Linked DNA regions of Mus musculus: all the other regions are linked to region 1. A link is a contact called in ENCODE POLR2A ChIA-PET data. All regions are on one chromosome and are shown on one strand. The core of a region is the stretch at or near the end of the contact, and the rest is flanking DNA. Distances in the headings are between cores, read along the strand shown.

Region 1 (4,805 bases), core at 741-3,240:
AGGGTGGCCAGAGCCACAGGAAGAAACTCTGTCTTGAAAAACAAAAACTAGGGCTGGTGAGATGGCTCAGTGGGGAGGAGCACTGACTGCTCTTCCAGAGGTCCTGAGTTCAAATCCCAGCAACCACATGGTAGCTCACAACCACCCATAATGAGATCTAATGCCCTCTTCTGGTGTGTCTGAAGACAGCTATAGTGTACTTATTTATAATAATAAATAAATCTTTGGGTTGGAGCAAGCGGGGTTGACCTGAGCAAGCAGAGGTCCTAAATTCAATTCCCAACAACCACATGAAGGCTCACAACCATCTGTACAGTGTACTGACAAACATAAAATAAATAAATCTTAAAAAAGAAAACAAAAGAGGAAGAAAAAGAAAATAGCTAAGAGATATAACTGTATGAATAGAGCAACAGAAAAAAGTTACACAGTGGGAGTAGAGCCAGGGCATGAGCACCTTACAGTCTTGAGCTCAATCTACAGCTCCAACATGGTAGGACAGAACTCATTTGTGCAAATTATCCTTTGGCATTCACTTGTGTACCAGGGAGGCGCATGTTCATTCATTCATATATATATTCCATATATAATATATAGTTTTCCTTGCATGTAAAGAGATATTGAGGTCTACACTGCTTAACTGAGCTTCTGCCTAGCATGTGCAAAGGTCCCAGATCCAATTTCAAGTACTACAAGAACCAAAGAACAACAACAAAAAACAAACCCCACTGGGTTTCAGATGTAGCCAGGTTCAAAGCCCTCAGAACTGGAACAAGCCCATGGTTTCTTTGATATCAAGTGAAAGAATTACAGGATCATTCTTGAAAGGTGACAGCTCGGGAGAGTAGATAAGGTCCTTCAAATGAGAGGCCCTGCTTTCTCCCTGACACCTTAGCACCTTCTGGCAGAGTCTGCATGGACAGCAGGCAGTTACTGAAAACCTTGTATCTCAGGTGACTGCCCTTCAGCTTTCAGCTACTGTTCTTTTAGACAGTGCAATGTAGCCAAGCCGGGTCGTGAACTTCTGATCCTCAGTGCCCCACTTGTCAAGTACTGAGACAACAGGCAAGCACCCTGTCTGGCTTCCTGACCCCGTCTGTACCTTCAAGGTAACTTAGTAAGCAGTCACACAAGACCCCAGAACCTTGGGGCTGGAGAGATGGATGGCTCAGTGGTTTAGAGCACTGACTGCTCTTCCAGAGGTCCTTAAATTCAATTCCCAGCAACCACATGGTGGCTCACAATCATCTGTAATGGGATCTGATGCCCTCTTCTGGTGTGTCTAAAGACAGTGACAGTGTACTAATAAAATTAAATCAATAATTCTTTAAGACTCCAGAACCTCACAAGCAAGCTAAACACTTTGCTGTCAGCTTGGGCTTCATGGTCAGACCCTGGCTAACTAAAATACAATATAAAACATGAAACAAAAGAGAATGCTATAATAAAATAGTTGAGACGGGTGTGGTAGCACACACCTTTAATCCCAGGAGCAGATAGAGGCAGTATGATCTCCATGAGTTTAAGGCCAGCCTGGTCTGGTAAACGTGCTGCGTCCAGGACAGCCAAGCCTACACAGAGAGGCTTGCTCACCACGCCCCAGGAAAAGAGAGGGGCAGGGGAAGGAGGACATGAAATAAAGTATTAAGTAAAATTATGAAATATTATTGTTTTCCAAAGAGCCCCGAAAATGACCGCGCATGAGCTACAGTGTTTCTTGTTTATTTCTACCTCGTATGTAAGCAGGAGGAAGCCTGCCCCAGCATGAACTCAAATCAGGGCGTGCTGCTATCCTCTCCCACTGTGCGCCCAGTGCGTTCCCATCTCCCACTCCCAACAGCCCCTCCACCTAGAGGCTAGAGCCCCTTTAAGAAACGGCCAGCGGAGCTTACCAGGAAGGAGGTGGTGTCGAGGGCGCGAGACGGACGTGTGCACAAGCCAATAAACACGGCAGACGCGGTGTGAACAGCCAATGGGTGCGCGGGGGCGGGGCTGCGTATCTGAAGCTGTTTCCCGAGGCGCGGCGGCCGCGGCTGGGGGCGGGGAGGGGGCACAGGACCCCGAGCGGGGTCCCCGAGCCGCAGGCACGTGTGACGGGGCGTAGCGAGGAGGCCGAGGCTCCCGGGGCCAAGGCCTCCCGAGGCTGCGGGAGGCTGGGCCTCCCGGGGCGGTAGTGTCGACCGGGCGCGGGGCGGCGTTGGGGTGCGGGGCGCGCGGGGCATTGTGGGGGCTCGGGGCGGGAGGGTCTCCGGTCGGGGCCGGATCCCGGAAGGAGCCCCGCAGGTGAGGGTCGCAGGGCAGGGACGCAGGGCTCCGGGGCTTCCTGGGGCTTAAGGAGAGGGCCTGATAGGACGTAGGGTTCTACAGCTGGGTTGGGGGCCTCCGCAGAGAGGCCTGGGGCCAGCGAGATGGTGCAAGAGTCCATATTGGTGTTCCCACTACTCTTTCGCTTTTATTTAATTTGAGACTGGGTCTCCAGTATTCTAAGCTAGTCTTCAAGTGGGTGTGTAGCTCAGGCTGGCCTTGAACTCCTGGCCTTCCTGTCCGAAGAGCTGGATGACAGGCGTGCCTTGCCACACCTGGTTTACAGGGGTGCTAATTCTAAAGCGTCGTGCTTGCTAGGAGAACGCTCTTCCAACGAATTACAATCCTAGCTTATGCTTTCAATTTCTTGAGTCAGGATTTCATGTAACTCATGAATTCCATGGCCTCGAATACCTGGTCATCCTTCCTCCACCTCCCGATTGCTGGAATGAAAGGCATTTGCTGATACATGGTTTCTGCAGCGTTGGGGTTAGAACCCCGGGTCTTGTGCTTGGTAGACAAGTGCCCTGTTGCCTGAGCTATCTCCCCAGTGCCCTACTACGATTAAAAGCTGGAAGCAGACTTGGTGATAGAGGCAGGTTGGAGCCATCGTCTCTGTTGTTGGGAGATTCAGCAAGAGACATTAAGTTTCTAGCACCAATCCTTTATTGCTGGATCCTTTAGCAGAGAAGGTGGCCAGAGTCAGGAACCTCTACTAAAAGTTCACCTTTTTCAAATGAATAAGTTATAAAACTTATAAAGATTGCTGTCCCAAGGCCTCAGTGACAGTCCCCACTGCCTCAATTACCCCAACACCCTTTTCTTGACATTCAGCTCAATAACTTTCGATCTTGACCCTCTTGTTAATTGGCTTGTTTTCTGACTTTGGCTAAGTGGCTTTGTCTTTTTTTTTTTTTTTTTTTTGGTGGTTTATCGAGACAGGGTTTCTCTGTATAGTCCTGGCTGTCCTGGAACTCACTTTGTAGACCTTGAACTCAGAAATCCACCTGCCTCTGCCTCCTGAGTGCTGGGATTAAAGGCGTGTGCCACCATGCCTGGCTGGGCTTTGTCTTTCTGTGCTTGTTGGATCTTTCCTGTGTAAGCTAGGGTTTCCCTACTTTCTGTGCTTATAAAGATTCCATAATAACAGCTAACCCAGCTGCAGTCTGTGGCTCAGCGTGTGAGGTCTGTGTTCCTTTCAACAAGCCAGGTTGGTAGGATGCCCAGCGAATATACGATGAATGAAAGGGAGCTACATGAGGGATGGCAGTTGGAGGGAGTTGGAGGGGCTGCCTAGATGGGGTTATCACTGTCACACTTGCCTGTCCCCTTAGGGCCAGTTCCTGATCCCAGCAGCATGGCGTCTTGGGCTGAGCCCTCTGAGCCTGCTGCCCTGCGACTTCCTGGGGCCCCACTGCTGGAGGGCTTTGAGGTGCTCGATGGGGTTGATGATGCAGAGGAGGAAGATGACCTAAGTGGGCTGCCACCACTAGAGGACATGGGACAGCCTACAGTGGAGGAGGCTGAGCAGCCTGGAGCCCTGGCTCGGGAGTTCCTGGCAGCCACAGAGCCTGAGCCAGCCCCAGCCCCAGCCCCGGAAGAGTGGCTGGACATTCTGGGTAAGTGTGCTGGGTTGGTTGGAGGCACTTTGACCCAAGGACTTCTGGTCTCTTGAGCTTAGTTTCCCCTTCTGTGTGGGTTGGGAGTGACATTAGGACATTAATGGCTGGTTTTTATTTGTTTATTTTGACATAACCTTACTGTGAAATCCTGGCTGGCCTTGAACTCAAGATCCAGTCCAAGCTGGGTCTGCACTTTGAATTCTCCTGACTCATAGTCTCAGGCTCACTGGTCTCCCAGGCCTGTGCTGTGTGGTTGGCTTCTGAGATGGCTTGATGCCGGTGTATTTGTGAACTTTGTTTGCTGGCTCATACTTGGCATGCACACACAATTCGTAACAGGTTGCTTTTTATCTCCAGTGCTGGTAACAGCAGCTCAGAGAGGCTGAGTCACCTTCCTGGAGCCACACAGCCTTTGCACTGGGTGCCAGCAGCTCTAAGACAACTCCCACTACACATCTTCCCTAAGCAGAGTCACAGCCCGACAGAGCGTCTAATTCTGCTCCCCCTTCTCTAGTTCTACAGCATTTGTTCTCTCTCCTAAAGAGCCTTCTTTGGATAGTGCCAGCAGGAATTTTTCTTCTTCTTGTTTTGGAGTGGTGCTAGGGAGCTAGGAAGTGGAAGCCAGGGCCCCTGTATGCCAGGCAGAGACTCTACCACTGGGGCTCACCCTCAACCTCTCACTTGGGGGTTCTGGGAAGGGTTTTTTTAAATCCTGACCTGCAGGAGCTGGAGAGATGGCTTAGTGTTTGCTCTTCTAGAAGATGTGGGTTCAATCCCCAGCACCCATGGCTGCTCACAACTGTGTGCAATTCCAGTTTGAGAGAATCTGGCGCCCTCTTCGGGGTCTGCCAGCACTGCACTCATGCAGGCAGAGTGCAC
Region 2 (4,805 bases), core at 1,174-3,673, 170 kb before region 1:
TGGGTGGGGGGTCCAGCCTCCTTGGACCCCCTGAACAAAGGCTGTGTGACCCATTTACCTCAAAGGACAAATAAGGAAAATCAATGTTTCTTGGTGGCAGAGGGCCCTGGGTATGCAAGGAAGGAGTTTCTCTCCACTTTCCAATTCTGTTCACTTTCTCCCCACAGATGCAGGTCCTCCGAATACAGGATTGAAGGCGCTCCCTCCCTTCCTTGTGATGAGAGGCCACAGGTGGGTGGCAGCTCATGGCTCAATCTATGATTTCAACTGGCGGAGCAGGGCACACCCATGTGAGCACACGCACAGCCTGAGTCTGCTCTGCACATTAGCTAGAGCTAAAAGACCTTGAGATGAAGCAGGCCACTTCCACTCGTCTCCCCAACTGCGCCATCACAGCCCTTCTCCAGGTCCATGAGGCCCAAAGGAAACAAGGAAGGTCTACCCAGTGGGGAGACTAACAGGAGGACTAGCTTGCAGGGCCACCTCACTCCTCCAGGCAATCTGCCCTCTCCCCACCTCCTTACACTAAAGGTAAACAGCTAGAAACAACAAGCTGGCACACCTGATCCGCATCGCAACAGGAGCTGAGTCAGCCCTCTCCTTCTATTCGGGCTGAAAATGAGCCCAAGTGGGTGGTCTACCCACAGGCATGACTCAACCAGCCAGCTTGAAGGCCCTCCCAGAATGCGGTCTGAGATCACTGCTGAAGACTGGTGGTGGCTCCCTAGCCCTAAGTACAGATGGACTACAAGAACACCTGTGGCTCTAGCCTGCAGCTCCCCCCCCTCCCCGAGAGAATACAGGAAAACAAAGCCAAGAGGTGCCTGACACCAAGCCAGCCATAGAGAGGGAGAGCATTTGATGGGGAGGCAGAGGGGGCCTGGCCCTGGCCCAACCTGAAATGCCTACATCGGCAGCCTATCATTCAAAACAAAAGCCCCTCCCCAAGGCACAGTCACCCATGTGGTACCCATTGTGGGTAAGGAACAAAATTCAAACCCAACTTTTCCAAGCAGAGCCTAGGAGTTACATAACACCGGTTTCAGCAACAGGCAACCCAGAAGGAAAAACAAACCGGCAGTCACCTCTCCATCCACAAAGTGGGCTATTTCCACTTGAGGCGACAAAACCCTGGCTCTGCTCCAGGGAACCCCTAACCCAAACTTGAACTTGAACCCTGGCTGGAGGGGGTGGTGGATGAAGTGGCAAAAGGGTGAGATGGGGTGGTTGGACTAGCCAAACAGGTGACCCTGGAGGGCAATGTGGGTCCGTCCAGAGGATAGCAACTGTGGACAGGTCACCTTAGACATACCTAGGAGGGGAGTGAGGGAAGCTCTGGCTTAAGCCTTGAGCCGAGCAGATCCTGCGCTACAGGAGGGACACTAATGCAGGTCACTGCCCAGCCTAGCAGGGTGGAGGAAAAAAGGACAGGTGGCAAGTAGCTGGGACAAGAGGCTGGGAATCAGAGAAGATGGTAGGTAGCTGGGTGGGCCAGAGCAGCAAGGACTAGGGCAGGTAGCAGGAACCTGAGTCAGGTGGCAATGACTGTGGCAGGTAGACCTGGAAGAGGTAGTTGGAATAGGGTGGAAGCAGAGATCTGGGAAAAGGGCAAGTAACGGGAACCAGATCTGGTAATAAGGTACCAGAGACCTAGGGCAGGTGGCGGGTACCTGGGCAGTTTAAACAAGAATCCAGGGTGGGTAACTGGAGCTGGCCAATAGGGACTTAATGTTTAAGGAGCCAGAGCAGGAAGCAGTTACCCAGGCTTGTTAACTGGACCTGAAGCCGGTAGCTCGGACCAGCGCCGTCTAACTGGGACCTGGCTCAGGTTCACAGGGGCCCAAGGCTGGTTAACTGGGATCTAGCGCCGCAGCTCCCGCGCCCGCCCGGCTTCCGGCGCCGCCATGCGCCGCTCAACTCACTTGTGCGTCGAGCTGGCCGGCCGCGCCGCCTGCGCCCGCTCCGCCCGGGCCTCCCGCGCCGCCGGGGCCGCCGGGGGGCGTCTGCGTCTGGCTGGGAAGGGTGAAGTCGGTGAATTCGAACTCGGAGCCCTGGGTGTCGGCGCCGAGCAGCTCGGCCTCCTCAGTGTCCAAGAAGGTGAGTGTTTGCGAGCTGGGGCCGTACGCCTCCACACTCATCCTGCCGCCCGGGCCGCGCCTTCAGCGGGCGCCTCACCGCACTCGAGCCCGAGGCTTCGGCTAGGCCTAGGCCGTAATCCGGAGTAGCCGCTGCCGCCGCCCTGAGAGCCGGGCGGGCTCCGAGTCGGCCTCCGAAAGCAGAGCCGGGCCGCCGGTTCTGAGCTCTGAGTTGCCGCCGCCGCCGCCGCCGCCGCCGCCGCCGCCGCCGCCGCCGCGCCCCTCCGTAACGCTGCTCGCCTCAAAGCCGACCGCCGCTCTCAGACCCCTGGACAGGAACCGCCGTCGCCGCCACCGCTGCGGTGCGCGTGCGCGAGCCGGACGCCGGCACAGATGCGCGTGCGCGAGTCCGACGCCGGCGCAGGCGCGCGCGTTCCTCCCGGAAAGTAGCCAACCGCACCGGAGCACTGGGAGCTAAGCGGGAGGGCGGAACTCGCCGTGCGCCTGCGCGAAGAGGCGGGCCTTCAACCGCCTAAAGGACCTGGGCTCGCGAACTTGGCCCCGCCCCAACTGCTGCCTAGCGGTGCGCATGCGCGCATGCGACGTCCTCACCTCCGGGCTTCAGGGCTGGATGTTCGTTAGGTGCTGATTGAGGCTCTCTCCAGAAGGTTTTGGGTGTGGAGCCTGTGGCACGGGGACCACGCACCTGCACTCCTTGAACCTTAGTTACCCCGTCTGTCACTTGGCTCGTGGCCATTCTCAGTATTCATCGATTGAATAAATGAGTAGGGAGCGGGGACTCTGCCAAATGGTAGTCACTGCTACCCCGAGCACTCCTGAAGCCTGTGAAGATAAATGCTTCTTTTGTCTTGCGATCAAGTCGCACTGGTCCGAGCTAGCCTGGGAATCGCTGAGAAGGGGTCAGGTCCCCTAGAACTAGTTATGAATGGATGTGAGCTCCTCTTGTAAGCGCTGGGTGCACAACTCTGAGCCATTTCTCCGGCCTGTTTTGGTTTTGATTGAGGGTCTCACACTGTAACCATGGTTGGTTTGGAATTCGGGGGAATCCTCCTGCCTCAAAGTGCCTGGTGGTGGGGTGACAGGTGTACATGCAATGTTGACCACGGAACTAAGGGCTCTTGTGTGCTAGGCAGAAGCTACCAACTGATGAGCATCCACAGCCAGCTGCGAGACTTAGAGAAACACTCCTCCCTGGGTTTCCTTCCCACTCTTCAGTGGAGGAAGTGTAAGTGTTGCAGCTCTGAAGGGAAAGGCATTCCCCCCACAGAAGTGTATCTGCTCTGCTTGGGCAGGGGGAGGGGTGGAGGTGGTTCCCCAAAGTGTTTCAGCTGTGCTCCAAAAGATCCTGGCAATTGGGAGCCAAGAAATAGAACAAAGTCACAGCACACAACAAACCTAACACGAGATTTATTGCGAGGGAAAAACCCAGGAGGGTGGCTGCCTCTGCTTGGGTGGATCTCCCAGTAAGGACACTCCTTAAAATCCAAGCACTCAGGAGTCGAAGGCAGGGAGATCTCTGTAACTCTGAGGCCAGCCTTGTCTACAGAGCGAAGTTCAGGACACCCAACATTACATCATCTCAAAACACACAAAAACAGATGCTGAGTGTAGAGGCGCAGTCTCCCAGGACTCTGGAGATGGAGACAGAGCAAGGATTCAAGGTCATCCTAAGTTGTATAGCAAGTTTGAGGCCAGCCTGAGGTATATTAGAACTTGGCTAAAAAACACAATGAAACAAACAAAAACAGATAAGTAAATGTTCCATCAGGCCAAGGATTAGTTAGCCCAGTTCGCTGCAACCTTCCATAGAGGGACAGTAGTGCCTGTAGCCACTGCTCAATAAAAGGTTCTCTGTTGCTTTGTTGTTTTTCAATTCTTAGTACATTTATTTAGTTGTGTGTGGGCACACTTGTACATGCACAGCACATGTGTGGGATCACAAGACAACCTACAGGTATTGGTTCTCTCCTAATAATGGAACTCGGATTTGGTGACAAGCCCCTTTACCCACTGAGCCATCTCATCAACCTCTTGGGTCAGTCAACAGGATATAAGATTAAACCACCAGAGTCCAGACTTCAGTTGTCTTTTTGGAGTAGGATCTTTGAGAGTTCGAGACCAGCCTGGTTTAAAAAGTGAGATTCCGGGGCTGGTGAGATGGCTCAACAGATAAGAGCACCCAACTGTTCTTCTGAAGGTCCTGAGTTCAATTCCCAGCAACCACATGGTGGCTCACAACCATCCCTAACAAGATCTGGCGCCCTCTTCTGGAGTGTCTGAAGACAGCTACAGTGTACTTACATATAATAAATAAATAAATCTTTTTTTTAAAAAAAAAGTGAGATTCAGGATAAACAAGAGAACCATTGTCTCAAAAAATTAAGCCTGGCGGTGGTGGCACTCGCCTTTAATCCCAGCACTTGGGAAGCAGAGGCAGGTGGATTTCTGAGTTCGAGGCCAGCCTGGTCTACAGAGTGAGTTCCGAACAGCCAGGGCTACACAGAGAAACCCTGTCTCTAGAACCCCCCCCCAAAAAAAATTAATTAAATCTTTAAACAAGACAAGTAATTGCTCAAGACCTCTTCTCAGGCAGGAGTCCTCCAATCCTGCATGTGGCACATGGTGTGCTCTCAGTCCCACTGAAATCGGTGGAAAAGAATTAGCCGGGCGTGGTGCATGCCTTTAATCCCAGCACTTGGGAGGCAGAGG
Region 3 (4,805 bases), core at 749-3,248, 130 kb after region 1:
GTCTGGGTGGGGCTGTGGACCACCACTACTTTAAGATTAGCTCACAGAGACTGGGAGGGGGGTGTCTCCAGGACAGGCTGGGTGGACACCAGACTGCTTCTGCTTTTGGTCAGTTCAACCTTCAACCTCCAGGTCCTATCTCTGACCAAGACAGACCTCCAAGGCCTTGTGGCATTTGGCTCCATTCCCTCTGAAGTCAGGGTTTCCAGGGCCTAACTGTCATGAGCAAGAAGTGACGCAGAGAGGGGGCTGACTCTACCAGGTCACACAGCAGGAGTGGGAAGAGGCTGGGATTTATCCCATATGGGTAACTCGGCCTCCTTCTCTAGCCACTGGGTTGCCAAGAAAAGTTAAATTGAGAAAAACAAAAACCAGCCCACTGGCCTCTGGGTGCCATGGTGCAGACCCAGACTCCAAGACTGTTTCAGGCCAGTCCAGGCTACATGAGACCCTGCTTCAAAATAAATAAATACAGCTGGAAAGATACCTCAGTCAGTTGCCACACAGGGCCCGAGTTCAGCTCTCCAGCACCATATACCGGAGGTGAGGAGGCACAAACTTGTATTCCCAGGGCTGAGGAAGCAGAGACAGGCAGTCTGGGGCGCTATGGCCAGTTAGTCTAGCCTAACTGGCAAGCTCTAGAGCAGGGGTTCTCAGCCTTCCTAATGCTGCCATCCTCTCTTTCTTTCTCTCTTTTGCTACTTCATAACTGTAATTTTGCTATTGTTATGAATCATAATATAAAAATCTGTGTTTCCCCACAATCTGAGGTGACCCTTGTGAAAGGGTCAATTGGCCCACAAAGGGGTCGTGACTCACAGGTTGAAAAATGCTACCTCTGAATGCGTCCTAAATTGAGACACTTTCTCAAAACAGAGGTGGATGGAGCCTGAGTAATGACACCCAAGGTTAACCTCTACACACACACACACACACACACACACACACACACACACACATCTAAGAACCTGGGTTAGTGTAACTCAGGTGGTAAGAGCCTGCTGCCAGTGTTAAGAGGTTAAGAGAGAGCCACCATACCTCAGGACAGCAGGTAGAGGACACATCTTGGGGCATCTCATCATGGTGGCACATGCTGCTCACCCTATCATTTGGAAGTTTGAAGCTAAATCATCACCCTGGGTTTGTAGCCAGCCTTGGTCACAGAGTTAAGTTCCAGGTCAGCAGGATAGTGCAACAGAATGAGACTCTATCTTAATAAACCAACCAACCAAATAAACACCCCCACCCCCAGAATGCTCCAATGGATCAGGGACACTGTCGTTCACACTTGTACTGCAGGGAACAGCAGGGAGAAAGTCCCAACCTTTCTCAGTTATAAAACACCTGTAGGAGTGGGAGTTTTTCCTGGCTCACTCCCTGTGGCCTCTCAGGGCAGAGGCTAACCCGAGTGCCCTCCTCCAAGGCCTGGAAATAAGAACAGTTGGCTTCCGGGGGTGCTGGTGACAGTAGGAGCTGGTCTCTAGAGTCCCTGGGTCATTCCGGGGTCAGGTTGACTCCAGGCCCAACACCTGCCCCAAACCGGGTTGCAGGCCCCTCCAACAATACAAGGTGCCAGGAGCAGAAGCTGAGCGGATCGTATGTCACTGGGACTTTTCCTGGCCGTAAACCCGCCTTTGTCCCCGGGGTCAGCGGGTGGGGACATGCCAGAGCTCTGAAGAGGCAGGGAGGGACTGCAGTACGCGAGGTGACCTGTCTGCACCCTAGTCCCCGCGCACTCCGAACTCCCGGCCGCGTGACCCCGGACTTTCCAGGTTACCAGGACCGAACGGTGCTATCGCGGGCGGCGACAACTGCAAACCTCTGGCAACCGCGAACACTTGCCCCGCCGCCCCGGTCCAGATGCACCTACCGGTTACCACTACCGCCTTCCGCGGCTGCTCCATGGTGGAATGCACTCTCTAGGATCCTGGCTGTAGGGACTGGAGCGGACACGGACCCCCGAGCCCCGCCCGGCCGCTCGGCCCCGCCCCCTAACGCTGGGCCTGCGCGGACACGCCCCGGACACGCCCCCGACCAGCTGTACGCTCCCCTGCGCGGCCCCCCGGGTTCCGCCGAGCCCCAAGCGCACCACTACACCCTGGACCCCAACGCCCGGGCCAGGCCATTCCTAGGCCACGCCTCCTAGAAACCACACCCCTAGCCAACCCCGCCCCCAGTCTTCCAAAGACCCTCCTCCAGGTCCTGTAAGGGACCCACCACGCCCCCAAGAATCACACGCCTGGAGCTTTCCAAACTCTCAGGTCGGGGTCACGCTCCAGCCAGGTCCCAAGCTCCCAAGACACTCCCAAACCCATCCTTAAAACAACTGGGCCCAGGTCATGTACCTCCGCCTACTCCCACGCAAGTGCAGATCCTTCCAATGCCCCTCGGCCAGGCCGCAGTCCACGTTCACACCCGCGACCCATGACATCCCTGGCTCAGGCCATGCTCTCTGAAACTTCTTCCTTCTAAAATCTACTCCGCCCTGAACCCACCTAGGGCAACGACCCCGACCCCCCTTCCCTTTATGCCACTGAAAACACTGAGCTGGGCATGCATACCGGGTCTCCATCTAGGCTCCGCCCCCAGTCTACCACCGCCAGGTTCCCTGTGGCCGCAGGGCTCACAAGGTACCTGGAGCCATGCCCCGCCCCAAGTATCGACCAGCCCAGGCCATCTCCCCTGGTCCCCCTGCCTGGCCACGCCTATTCGCTGCCAGGACCCTCCCCCTACTTGAATTTTAAACGTGCCTCCAACACGTAAGTGGGCAATGGGAGTGTGCTCCGCTCCAACCTTCTCAGTCTCAGTTTCTCTTCCTGTAAGACATAGGGCGGGGGAACAATTTGATTGTGTTCACTCATCACAGTTTACAAACAAGGACACCGAGGCATGGCTCTGAGGAAGACAGAAGTGTCACTTCAGCAGAAAGCTGAGGGAGGGGCGCAGGAGGAAGAGCTTTGACTCTCTGCCAACATGGCTAACTGGAATACTTCCTTTCCTTGGCTCCAGGTTGCACCTTATTACCCCAGAGCCTTTGCTCACCTGCACATCTAGCTGTTCACTGCCCAGACTTCCTCCTCCTGCAGTCCTTCTCCGACTGTCATCTCCTTTTAAGGACGCTGTTTTTCCATCCCCTACCTGGACATCGTTTAGGCTCATCTTAAGGAGGTCCCATTTTTCTAATGTTTCATATTTTTAAAAATCTTTTTTTTTTTTTTTTTTTTTTTTTGGTGTTTTCGAGACAGGGTTTCTCTGTATAGCCCTGGCTGTCCTGGAACTCACTTTGTAGACCAGGCTGGCCTCGAACTCAGAGATCTGCCTGCCTCTGCCTCCTGAGTGCTGGGATTAAAGGCATACGCTACCACGCTCGGCTTTAAAAAATCTTATTTGTTACTATGGTGTGTGTCACTTCAGCTGCTTTAGGGTTAGCCTGTCAAGGCAGCCTTTTGCTGAAGGCTGGTGTTTGACCTGGTGCCCAACCACCATTTGGGTACCTGGGACATCCCCTGCCTACCCTGTAATCCTCTATTGTGATTTCTGCAAAAACACCAGGAGAAAACAGAGCCCCCTATCTGTGTCTGCAGAGGCAGGGTGGGGCCTTACTGAGCCACAAGCATCTTGTTCCAAGCAGTTATGACCCTCCATGTTCCGGGACACTGGGGGAACACTGGCTCCCATGCACAGCCAAGAACCCTTCCTCTGACTGCATAGCATATAAACAGACAAACGGATCCATAGTATGTTGGGGGAGGGGCAATAGGAGAGAGAGAGAGAGAGAGAGAGAGAGAGAGAGAGAGAGAGAGAGAGAGAGAGCAAGAGCACATGCAGGGTAATTAGGAGAATGAGTAGATGGGGGCCCTCATTGGACTGAGTTTAGGCTGGGGAAGAAGACAGGAAGGGCTAGCGAGAACTGTGAATTGAGAGACAGTTACTTGAGACACTAAGGGAGCCTGGAGGCCAGCATGTGCTTTGGTCTGCTGATAGGCACCACTGGTAGCCATATGTTCCTTCTGCCTGAAGTAAGAGTAAGAAATGACTCCTTTTGGTAGATGGGAAATAATTTCCAAGATCCTGAGGAAATCCAGCATTTACTTAACTGCTAGAAATCTTCCCATAGCCCAGGTTGAACTCATTTCTGGATAGCTGGACTGCCTTTTGGGGCTTGGAGAAATAATTTCCTTTGGACCTGATACCAGGGAGTCCTGTGTACAAGCCCAGGCTGGAAGTCACACTCAACACAGCTTATTTGAGCTCTGGCATCCTTATGGATGGTTGGAACATCTAAGAGCCCAGGTCCCAATACACCCAGAGACACACTCATAATCCAGAGGTACCCAGAAGGCTGCAATCAATTATGTAACTTTAATTTGTTTAATTTTTTTATTTTTTAAAGATTTATTTATTTTATTTATATGAAGATACTGTAGCTGTCTTCAGCCACACCAGAAGAGGGCATCAAATCTCATTATAGATGGTTGTGAGCCACCATGTGGTTGCTGGGAATTGAACTCAGGACCTCCAGAAGAGCAGTTAGTGCTCTTAACTGCTGAGCCATCTCTCCAGCCCCCTAATTTTTTTTATTTATTTATTTATTTATTTATTTATTTATTTATTTATTTATTTATTTTTCGAGACAGGGTTTCTCTGTTTAGCCCTGGCTGTCCTGGAACTCACTCTGTAGACCAGGCTGGCCTCGAACTCAGAAATTTGCCTGCCTCTGCCTCCCAAGTGCTGGGATTAAAGACATGTGCCACCACTGCCCGGCCTAATTTTATTTTTAAAGATGGTTTTTAAATGCTTTAACC

What was found. ChIA-PET counts read pairs that join two places held with the same protein, here RNA polymerase II (POLR2A).
Region 2: POLR2A ChIA-PET joins it to region 1 with 12 read pairs in Patski. The contact joins the promoter of Upf1 here to the promoter of Fkbp8 in region 1. POLR2A ChIA-PET finds 5 or more read pairs at or near these places in 3 of 5 experiments (Patski and embryonic stem cell).
Region 3: POLR2A ChIA-PET joins it to region 1 with 11 read pairs in embryonic stem cell. The contact joins the promoter of Pgpep1 here to the promoter of Fkbp8 in region 1. POLR2A ChIA-PET finds 5 or more read pairs at or near these places in 4 of 5 experiments (Patski and embryonic stem cell).

What each region holds. Positions count from the first base shown.
Region 1 is chr8:70,525,753-70,530,557 of GRCm38, forward strand. Fkbp8 (FK506 binding protein 8) reads left to right here and starts at 1,991. Exons shown (of 9, transcript NM_001111066.1): 1 at 1,991-2,084; 2 at 3,639-3,923. The coding sequence starts at 3,662.
Region 2 is chr8:70,350,856-70,355,660 of GRCm38, forward strand. It overlaps Upf1 (UPF1 regulator of nonsense transcripts homolog (yeast)), which reads right to left and starts at 2,424. Exons shown (of 24, transcript NM_030680.3): 1 at 1,923-2,424. The coding sequence starts at 2,138.
Region 3 is chr8:70,657,740-70,662,544 of GRCm38, forward strand. It overlaps Pgpep1 (pyroglutamyl-peptidase I), which reads right to left and starts at 1,999. Exons shown (of 5, transcript NM_023217.4): 1 at 1,871-1,999. The coding sequence starts at 1,904.